Linked DNA regions of Homo sapiens: region 2 is linked to region 1. The links are chromatin contacts, found by Hi-C or POLR2A ChIA-PET in ENCODE. All regions are on one chromosome and are shown on one strand. The core of a region is the stretch at or near the end of the contact, and the rest is flanking DNA. Distances in the headings are between cores, read along the strand shown.

What was found. A loop is a pair of places that touch in the nucleus more often than their neighbours do. ChIA-PET counts read pairs that join two places held with the same protein, here RNA polymerase II (POLR2A). Pooled maps may share reads with other maps.
Region 2: a pooled map shows a loop between it and region 1 (5-fold over the local background). The contact joins the promoter of UST-AS2 here to the enhancer-like site in region 1. A Hi-C loop is called at or near these places in 3 of 168 maps with a recorded cell type or tissue (GM12878, heart left ventricle and naive thymus-derived CD4-positive, alpha-beta T cell), 10 of 37 single-sample maps with no recorded cell type and 13 of 50 pooled maps. POLR2A ChIA-PET finds 5 or more read pairs at or near these places in 8 of 52 experiments (GM12878, activated CD4-positive, alpha-beta T cell, activated CD4-positive, alpha-beta memory T cell and 3 more).

Annotation. Positions count from the first base shown.
Region 1 is chr6:149,145,803-149,149,996 of GRCh38, forward strand. All of the region lies in intron 1 of LOC124901426 (a long non-coding RNA gene), which reads left to right. Among named protein-coding and RNA genes, the nearest start is that of TAB2-AS1, 110 kb to the right of the region's middle. Within about 2 kb of position 2,277, at least 3 of the 41 ENCODE cell types and tissues checked have a DNase peak (open chromatin) inside an H3K27ac peak, as active enhancers do.
Region 2 is chr6:149,030,644-149,034,837 of GRCh38, forward strand. It overlaps UST-AS2 (UST antisense RNA 2), which reads right to left and starts at 2,018. Exons shown (of 2, transcript NR_134599.1): 1 at 1,882-2,018. The region is part of intron 7 of UST (uronyl 2-sulfotransferase); the gene reads left to right. RefSeq lists an enhancer at 2,422-2,611.

The DNA.
Region 1 (4,194 bases), core at 1,027-3,526:
CCTAGCCCCCCACCCCCTACAGGCCCCAGTGTTTGATGTTCCCCTTCCTGTGTCCATGTGTTCTCATTGTTCAACTCCCACTTATGAGTGAGAACATGCAGTGTTTGGTTTTCTGATCTTGTGATAGTTTGCTGAGAATGATGGTTTCCAGCTTCATCCATGTTCCTGCAAAGGACACCAACTCATCCTTTTTTATGGATGCATAGTATTCCATGGTGTATATGTGCCACATTTTCTTAATCCAGTCTGTCATTGATGGACATTTTGGTTGGTTTCAAGTCTTTGCTATTGTGAATAGTGCCACAATAAACATACATGTGCATGTGTCTTTATTGTAGAATGGTTTATAATCCTTTGGGTATATGCCCAGTAATAGGACTGCTGGGTCAAATGGTATTTCTAGTTCTAGATCCTTGAGGAAAGGCCACACTGTCTTCCACAATGGTTGAGCTAATTTACACTCCCACCAATAGTGTAAAAGCATTCCTATTTTTCCACAATCTCTCCAGCACCTGACTTTTTAATGATCACCATTCTAACTGGCGTGAGATGGTATCTCATTGTGGTTTTGATTTGCATTTCCCTAATGACCAGCGATGAGGAGCGTTTTTTCATATATCTGTTGGCTGAATAAATATCTTCTTTTGAGAAGCCTGTCTGTTCATATCCTTTGCCCATTGTTTGATGGGGTTGTTTGCTTTTTTCTTGTAAATTTGTTTAAGTTCTTTGTAGATTCTGGATATTAGCCCTTTGTCAGATGGAAGGATTGCAAAAAATTTCTCCCATTCTGTAGGTTGCCTGTTCACTCTGATGGTAGTTTCTTTTGCTGTGCAGCTCTTTAGTTTAATTAGATCCCATTTGTCAATTTTGGCTTTTAATGCCATTGCTTTTGGTGTTTTAGACATGAAATCTTTGCCCACACCTATGTCCTGAATGGTATTGCCCAGGTTTTCTTCTAGGATTTTATGCCCAGGTTTTCTTCTAGGATTTTATGCCCAGGTTTTCTTCTAGATTTTCTTCTAGGTTTTCTAGGTCTTATGTTTAAGTATTTGATCCATCTTGAGTTGATTTTTCTATAAGGTGTAAGGAAGGGGTCCAGTTTCAGTTTTCTGCATGTGGCTAGCCAGTTTTCCCAACACCATTTATTAAATAGGGAATCTTTTCCCCATTGTTTGTGTGTGTCAGGTTTGTCAAAGATCAGATGGTGGTAGACGTGTGGTGTTATTTTTGAGGCCTCTGTTCTGTTCCATTAATAAAGTCAATTACTTTAATCTCACATATCTTAAAATCAGATAAAGCATATTTAAAGTGGTATAGTAATGACAAAACTTACTACATTCATACAATCCCTACAAATACATACCCTACATAACAATAGCAATATTACATTAGAATTTTTGTTCTGGATTTACACACTTGCCCAGTGAAGGCCAGCATTAGCACCTCTGGCTGGCCACAGGAACTGGGACATGTCCACTTAAAGATTTTGACATTGGACTGGCCACTGCTGACCAGATGATACTGCCCAAGCCACAAGCCAACAAGTTGAGCCCTGATTTAACTTAGACTCTGTCTTCTTATCCAATCACTTACTGAAATACTTTCATAACGTTTTTCTGCATACCCACACTCCTCTCCAATTCCCTGCCCCACCCAGATTGCAACACTTTTATGTCTTTTCATTCGTGAAATTCTGTACCCTTTAATATTTTACTTTGACATTTGTTTTATCATTTCTATAATCATTTGTTTATACAAGGCTAACTCGGGGGGGAATTAATTTTGAATTATAAATTCACAAAGGCATTAGACACTTGGCTAGAGGATGAGCTGGAGATAAAAATTATTCTTAGACTATAAAGTATCTAAAATAAAGAAAAAAGAATTTACAAACATCTTGAAACTATAGGTTAAGGAGTTTCCAATTGTTTCTGACATGCAGGGATTGACAAATAAAAAACATTTCAGTGCTGGTTGCTAGCTTAAGATTTCTAAAATGTCACTGCATTTGTCTCTGTCCAATGCAGACCTCACTGAGGATATGCAGATGCTGTTACAGTAACAGCAATAATCCAAAATGTAATGACTTATTACCCCTACCTGCTCGTGCAAGACCTTGGGCACCTCTAAATTCCATCCAAATATTTCCTGGGGTCCCCCACAAATGTCTCACATGTTTTCATAAACAAAATCACTTATGCAGTTGAGGCAACATTTTTATTTTTCAGAGACAGGATCTCATTCTCTTGCCCAGACTGGAGTGCGGTGGTGTGATCATAGCTTACTGCAGCCTCGACCTCCTGGGCTCAAGACCTCTGAGTAGCTGGGATTACAGGAATGAGTCACTGCACCCAGTCCTAATTTAATTTAAGCATTTTTCAGAGACTGCCCCAATGTGCTCCAGACCCCGGATGACATGGGTTCATTCTGCAAGAAGGTTTCCAGATTAGAATCCCTTTGGGTACGGAATTTGGGGAAATAGTTTGGGGAAATGATTCTTTCAGCTTTTCTTTTAGCTTTTAGCTTTGCAGGGATTCAGCTAAGACAAGAGCTAAATAGGGCAGGCAGGGACTGGGAAGGGAAATATAGAGAAGAAAAAAATGTAAGAGATGATAAGCACCAGCATTCACACATGAAGATGACACCTTATGATGGATTGTGGTGATGGGGATTAAAGAGGAGTCAAAGTGAAATTAGAGTTTCTCGGCTGTTGCCAGGACAGTAAATAACAAAGAGGGAGGATGGATTGTACACAGGAGAAAGATAAGAACTTTTCTCTCAACTTCCTTCATGTACTTCGGCATGCGTTCACACAAACCTCACCTCGACGTTTTGAGAAGGAAATGTATTTGTGGTTCTTCAGTTGACATCTATTTTCTCATGTGTATTTTGCAAGCTTTGTAGCCCTAAGATAAAGTCAAAACAATGAAATTCTGTTTATTAGTGTTGTTACAGTTATTAAACTCCATTTTCTCTTTTGGGAAACATCAGTTCCATTAGAATTAGAAGATTGTCCCCAAAAATGTTTTCACAAGGATATTTGAGGATGCTTTTTTCATGATGGAAACGAATCGAAACAAATGTCCACCAGTGAGTGAACTGGGTAAATTAAGATCTATACAGATGATGAAGTCATTAAGAATGATCCATTCATCCATTCGTTCATTCAACATTTTTTTTTTGAATGGTAACTGTATGTCAGGCACTATTCTAGTTTCTTCAGAGGTAAACAAAGCCGGCAAAATGTTCTGCTCTCCTTGACCTTACAGTCTAGTGGAGAGAGACAGTAAACAAAATAAGTAAGGAAAATATATGTTAGATGTCAAGAAGCACTATGGATACAAATAAAGCAGGCAAGAGGATTAGGGAGGCCAAAGAAGGATGCCATTTAAAATAGGGAGATGAGGGAAGATGACATTTGAGTAAAAATGTGAAGGAGAAAAGGGAGAGCCACATGGATATTAGGGTAAGCTGCCTTCTAGGCTTATGGAAGAGCAGATGCAAGGGTGCTGAGGCAGGAGCAAGCCGGATGTGCCCAAGGAACAGAAAGGAGACTGGTTGAATAAGAGAAGTAAGTGAGCAGCAGAGAAGTAAACTAGAGGATCAACAAGATCAGAGATGCCAAGTTACACAGGGCTTGTCATAGACTTTAGTTTTTATTCTAAGTGACATGGGAGATCTTTGGACAATTTTGAGCAGACAAGAGCCATGATCTTATTTATGTTTTACAGGATCCCTCTGGCTCCTTTGTTAAGATTGGGTATAAGGGGTTGGGCACGGTGCCTCATGCCTGCAATACCAGCACTTTAGGAGGCCAAGGTTGGAGAATCACTTGAGGCTAGGAGTTTGAGACCAGCCTGGTCATCATGGAGAGACCCCGTCTCTACAAAATATTTTAAAAAATTGTTTTAAAGTATGGCTAGAAGGAAGATAAAGGCAGTAGAAAGGTTACCAGTTAGGAGGCTATTAGAATAACCCAGGTGAGAAATGATGATTCAGAATGGTAGCCATGAAGGTGAAACAGTTTGAGTAAGATCTGGATACATTTTGAAGGTAGAGTAGATGGAATTTGCTGACACATTGGTTTAGAGGTCTGAGAAAAAAATAAGGAGGAAAAAAATGACTCCAAGGTTTCTGGCCTAAGCAACCAGAAAGATGGAACAGCTATTTACCGAAATGGGAATTCTGCAGGAA
Region 2 (4,194 bases), core at 768-3,267, 120 kb before region 1:
ATATTCTCTATAAAGATTTTTTTTTTCAGCAGCCATGTCCCAGGCTCAGATCCTAATAATGTCAGCACTGGATCTTGTGTGTGTGTTACCTTAACACACACACAAGATGTGTTATCTTAAGCCAGTGTGTTATCTTAAGCCAGTACGAGGCAATACACACAGAAAAAAATAATTTTGAGAATAGATCTGTTTGACAACACCTGACGTCTTTCCAGTGGGGGTTGCGGGGACGTAGGGAATAGCAGTGCAAGGTCTTTAAGATAGTGTCTAAAAATCTAAGCTGGGCTGGGCATGCTGGCTCATGCCTGTAATCTCAACATTTTGTTAAGCCAAGGCAGGTGGATCACAAGGTCAGGAGTTCGAGACCAGCCTGGCCAACATGGTGAAACCCCATCTCTACTAAAAATACAAAAATTAGCCAGGCATGGCAACACATGCCTGTAATCCCAGCTACTCAGGAGGCTGAGGCAGGAGAATTGCCTGAACCCGGAAGGTGGAGGTTGCAGTGAGCTGAGATCGAGCCATTGCACTCTAGCCTGGGCCACAGAGCAAGACTCATCTCAAAAAAAAAAAAAAAAAAGTCTAAGCTGAAGGCATATAACTGGTTCAGCTGTAGCTACTGGGCAAATAGTTCATTAAAAATGAACACATAATGTAAACCCCTTTAACTTCTAAACACTTGTGATTTTTTTTAGTGAACATTTTTCTGAGGGGAACTGTATAACCACAGGCTGATAACATCATTCAGTTTACAGAAACATCACCAATTCACAAGAATTCAGCCTCTAGGCTTGTTTAATTTACTTTATGAAAGCTTAAATTGCAGCATAATATATGTGCGTTTGGCCTATTTCAACTATTACTCTTTGTTTTATTGGAAAACATGTTTTACTCTTGCTTACTGATTTGTTCTTGCGTTGGGATCATCTCTCCTCCAGGAGAAAGCATTTCCAATTTTATTATGAAAGATTAACAGGAAAATAGAACTTCCTTCACAGACATTGATGTTCTAGGAATAACTTTACAAAAATATTTCTCTTCTCTGAAAACTAATATTTAAATAGGTGTAATCTGAAACTACCAGAAAAATTCAACAAACACCTCCAGCAAATAAATAGCTGAGTGTCTGTGATGTCCCTTTCCTGGGGAAGGGCAGTATAAAGATGAAAATCTTGTCTAGCTGGAAGGCCGTCACTAACAGGGCTGGGGCGCATAACCCTGTGGAGACATTTGTGCCCGGCCTTAAAGGGTGCGTAGGAGTTTGCCAAGTGGACGTGGAAGGAGGCATTTTAATAAGAGGAAAATAACATGATTGGAAGCGTGGAGGTGAGAAAGCATAGAAGCACTCAGAGTGAGGAGAGCTGGGGCTTGGGCCAGCCCACGTCAGCCCCTGCCTGCGGACCCAGCCTCTTGGAGCCAGGCTCACTCACCCTGCCTTTAAGACGGCCCTACCAGAGGCAGGAGAAGGATCCGCAGCCTCAGCTTTCTGTGGCGCAACCTGGCACTGAGTCACTCATACCAATCTCAGCGCCAGTGGCCAAGCCGCTGCTGCCGGAGGGCCTGTGTCACCCTCCCCCCGTTTCCCTGCCCTCTTCCCATCCTACCACCACCCAAGCTCCCTGGCTTCCTAACAGTGTGGCAGGGATCCTCCCAGGCCCCCATCCTCCTCCAGCCTGAGTTCTTCCTCCCTGCTGTCTTCCCAGTCTTCCCCACTAAGATCCCACCACCCTTCAGACCCGGGCTCACACCAGCTCCTGCTGGCCCCATGTGCCTCGCACCGAATACAGGAGGTCGCACACTGCATCCCCAGACACCAAGTACTGCCCTGCTTGACCACCTATGTTCCCCTGGGCCCACCAGCATGGACTCTCCTTCTGTTACCAGTCACTGCCTGATCCAGGCATGAGCTGCCTGTGTCCCCCGACATCATCCTCCTGGCACCATCCTCTGCTCTTCCTGGCCTTCTTCACTGGGAGCCTTCGGGATCATCCCTCCAGATCAAGTTCTTCCAGCCCCACCTCCCTCCCACCCTGTGCACCCAGGGAAATTCATCTCTTCTGGGTCCCAACCTTGGCCTCGGGAGAGCCCCAGATGCCCCCCTCTGTGTCTACCCCAGTTACTCAGTGTGGTCAGACTTGGGGGTTGTACAGTTTTCTGTCTCATGATTCATTTCCCCAGGCAAAAAGCTGGCTAATAATATCTGGGTGTGCGGGGGAGGTACCAGTGTGTTTCTGTGTTTGGAGGTGAATTTTTTTCTACTTTAGAATTTAATCACTTCTACTTTGAGCAGTTTTTAGCTGAGCTGACAGTAATATGCTCTGCATTGAGTATTTGTAGGGGGTGGAATTAGTCACCACAAATTTCAATTTTTGGACTTTCCTGATAACGCCACAAAGCTGAAAGGCTTCTAAAGCTTGAGCAAAGATTGGAAACTTGACCCCAGGGGTTGATGGTTGATCTTTATAAAAACGACCTTGTGGTCAGTTTGTTCTTTTATGCTTAAATTGTCAAGGTCCCTGTCCACCCCAGGAATTAATGTGGTGATGTGGAAAGAGCACTAGACAAAGGATTTCAAAACTGTCTTTGGGCCCTTGGCTCGTGGCCTTAGCTCTCTGACATTCTTTGCTTATAAAATGTACCCCCTGCCGGGGCGAAGTACAATCCTTACCCATTTTGCATGACTCAACATTTTATAATGGAAGCTTCTATTTTTGTCTGGCTAAATCTTTTTCAAATAAAAATATTTCTTGGTCTGTATATTTTTCATGTCTCAGACATTTTTATCAATACATAATGTCCTAGCTTTTCACATCTTGCAAATGGCACAGAATTGTGAAAGAATACAGCAAAAAGCTAGAAATATACCTGTGTATATAACATTGCTGGGGATTTTTATGTGTGGTTTCTTGTGGGTTCTAGTAAGCACGTTCATTTCATTACCTACAAACGCATAGAAAAATCCAACATAATCCCACACTGATGAGAAGAAGAGAGGGTTGTTTGTCAGGTGGGGTAGTTTCACTTGACTTGAAGGTCTCACCCCGCCCCTCGTCTTTACCATAGCATACGCTTCTAGATGCTTCTGCTGCATTGTCAACCAGACTCTACCAGAACTGTTTTTCAAAACATGTGTTCCTAGGATTTTACCTCCCTGCATTTTTTGCTATATCTATTAAGTAATGCATGTATATAATTAAAAATCAAATAGTCCTATAAGATGTATAATGAAAACCAGCAGTTTCCTATTCCAACCCTCCCAAAGATGAAGTCTGATGTTGCAGAGCCAATCACTTTCAGCGCAGCTAGATGTTTCTTCGGATAATCACCGCGCTATCTGTAACTAGTATGCACAGGCTGCTGTTTCTTGATTTACTGGGGTCATGATCTCATTCTCTTATTCCATTACCTTTACTTCTACTTCCTTGCTCCTCTCCATCTTCCTAAGATGGTCATACCCACATTTGAGATGCATGGTCCTGCTGACGTTGCTGTGACTATATACATTTTGTTGGCTGCTGATCAGAGTAGTACATCATGATTTTGTTTCATTTCTTGCACAACTTAATTGTTTTTCCTGGAATTATTTATTGCCTTCATTTATTTGCCTAGATTTATTTGTACCTATCAAAAATTTCGTATGTGCCAAAATTTTCGTATGTGCCATTAGATCTGCCGCATTCAGTATTACTTTTGGTATTATTTAAATATTAATTACCAGATAAGTATGTCAGTTCCATCCCAACCTGCCCTCCCTTCCCGCAGAGGCCCTCTCCTCTTTCCACCCAGAGCTCTTTAAGCTCCATCGCAGCCTGCCCTCCCTTCCCCCAGAGGCCCTCTCCTCTTTCCACCCAGAGCTCTTTAAGCTCTATCCCAGCCTGCCCTCCCTTCCCCCAGAGGCCCTCTCCTCTTTCCACCAAGAAAGCTCCTGCTCCTAGTATATCTGGGTTCATTACTCTAAACACAGCTTTACTGCAGCTTCCCTTTACTATGTTTCTCAGTTGGGTCCAGTTTTCTTAATCTCGGGGATGCTATTTCTTGATTTAATAACTCATTTTACTTCAAGATGTTCCTAAGTTGCCTCCTCATGAAAGGTGCATGGGAGGGAAATTTTTTTTGAGTCATTGAAGGTCTGAAAAGCTCAGTATTCTACTCTAACTTGATGGCTAGTTTGGTTCTCATATTCATGCTCATTCT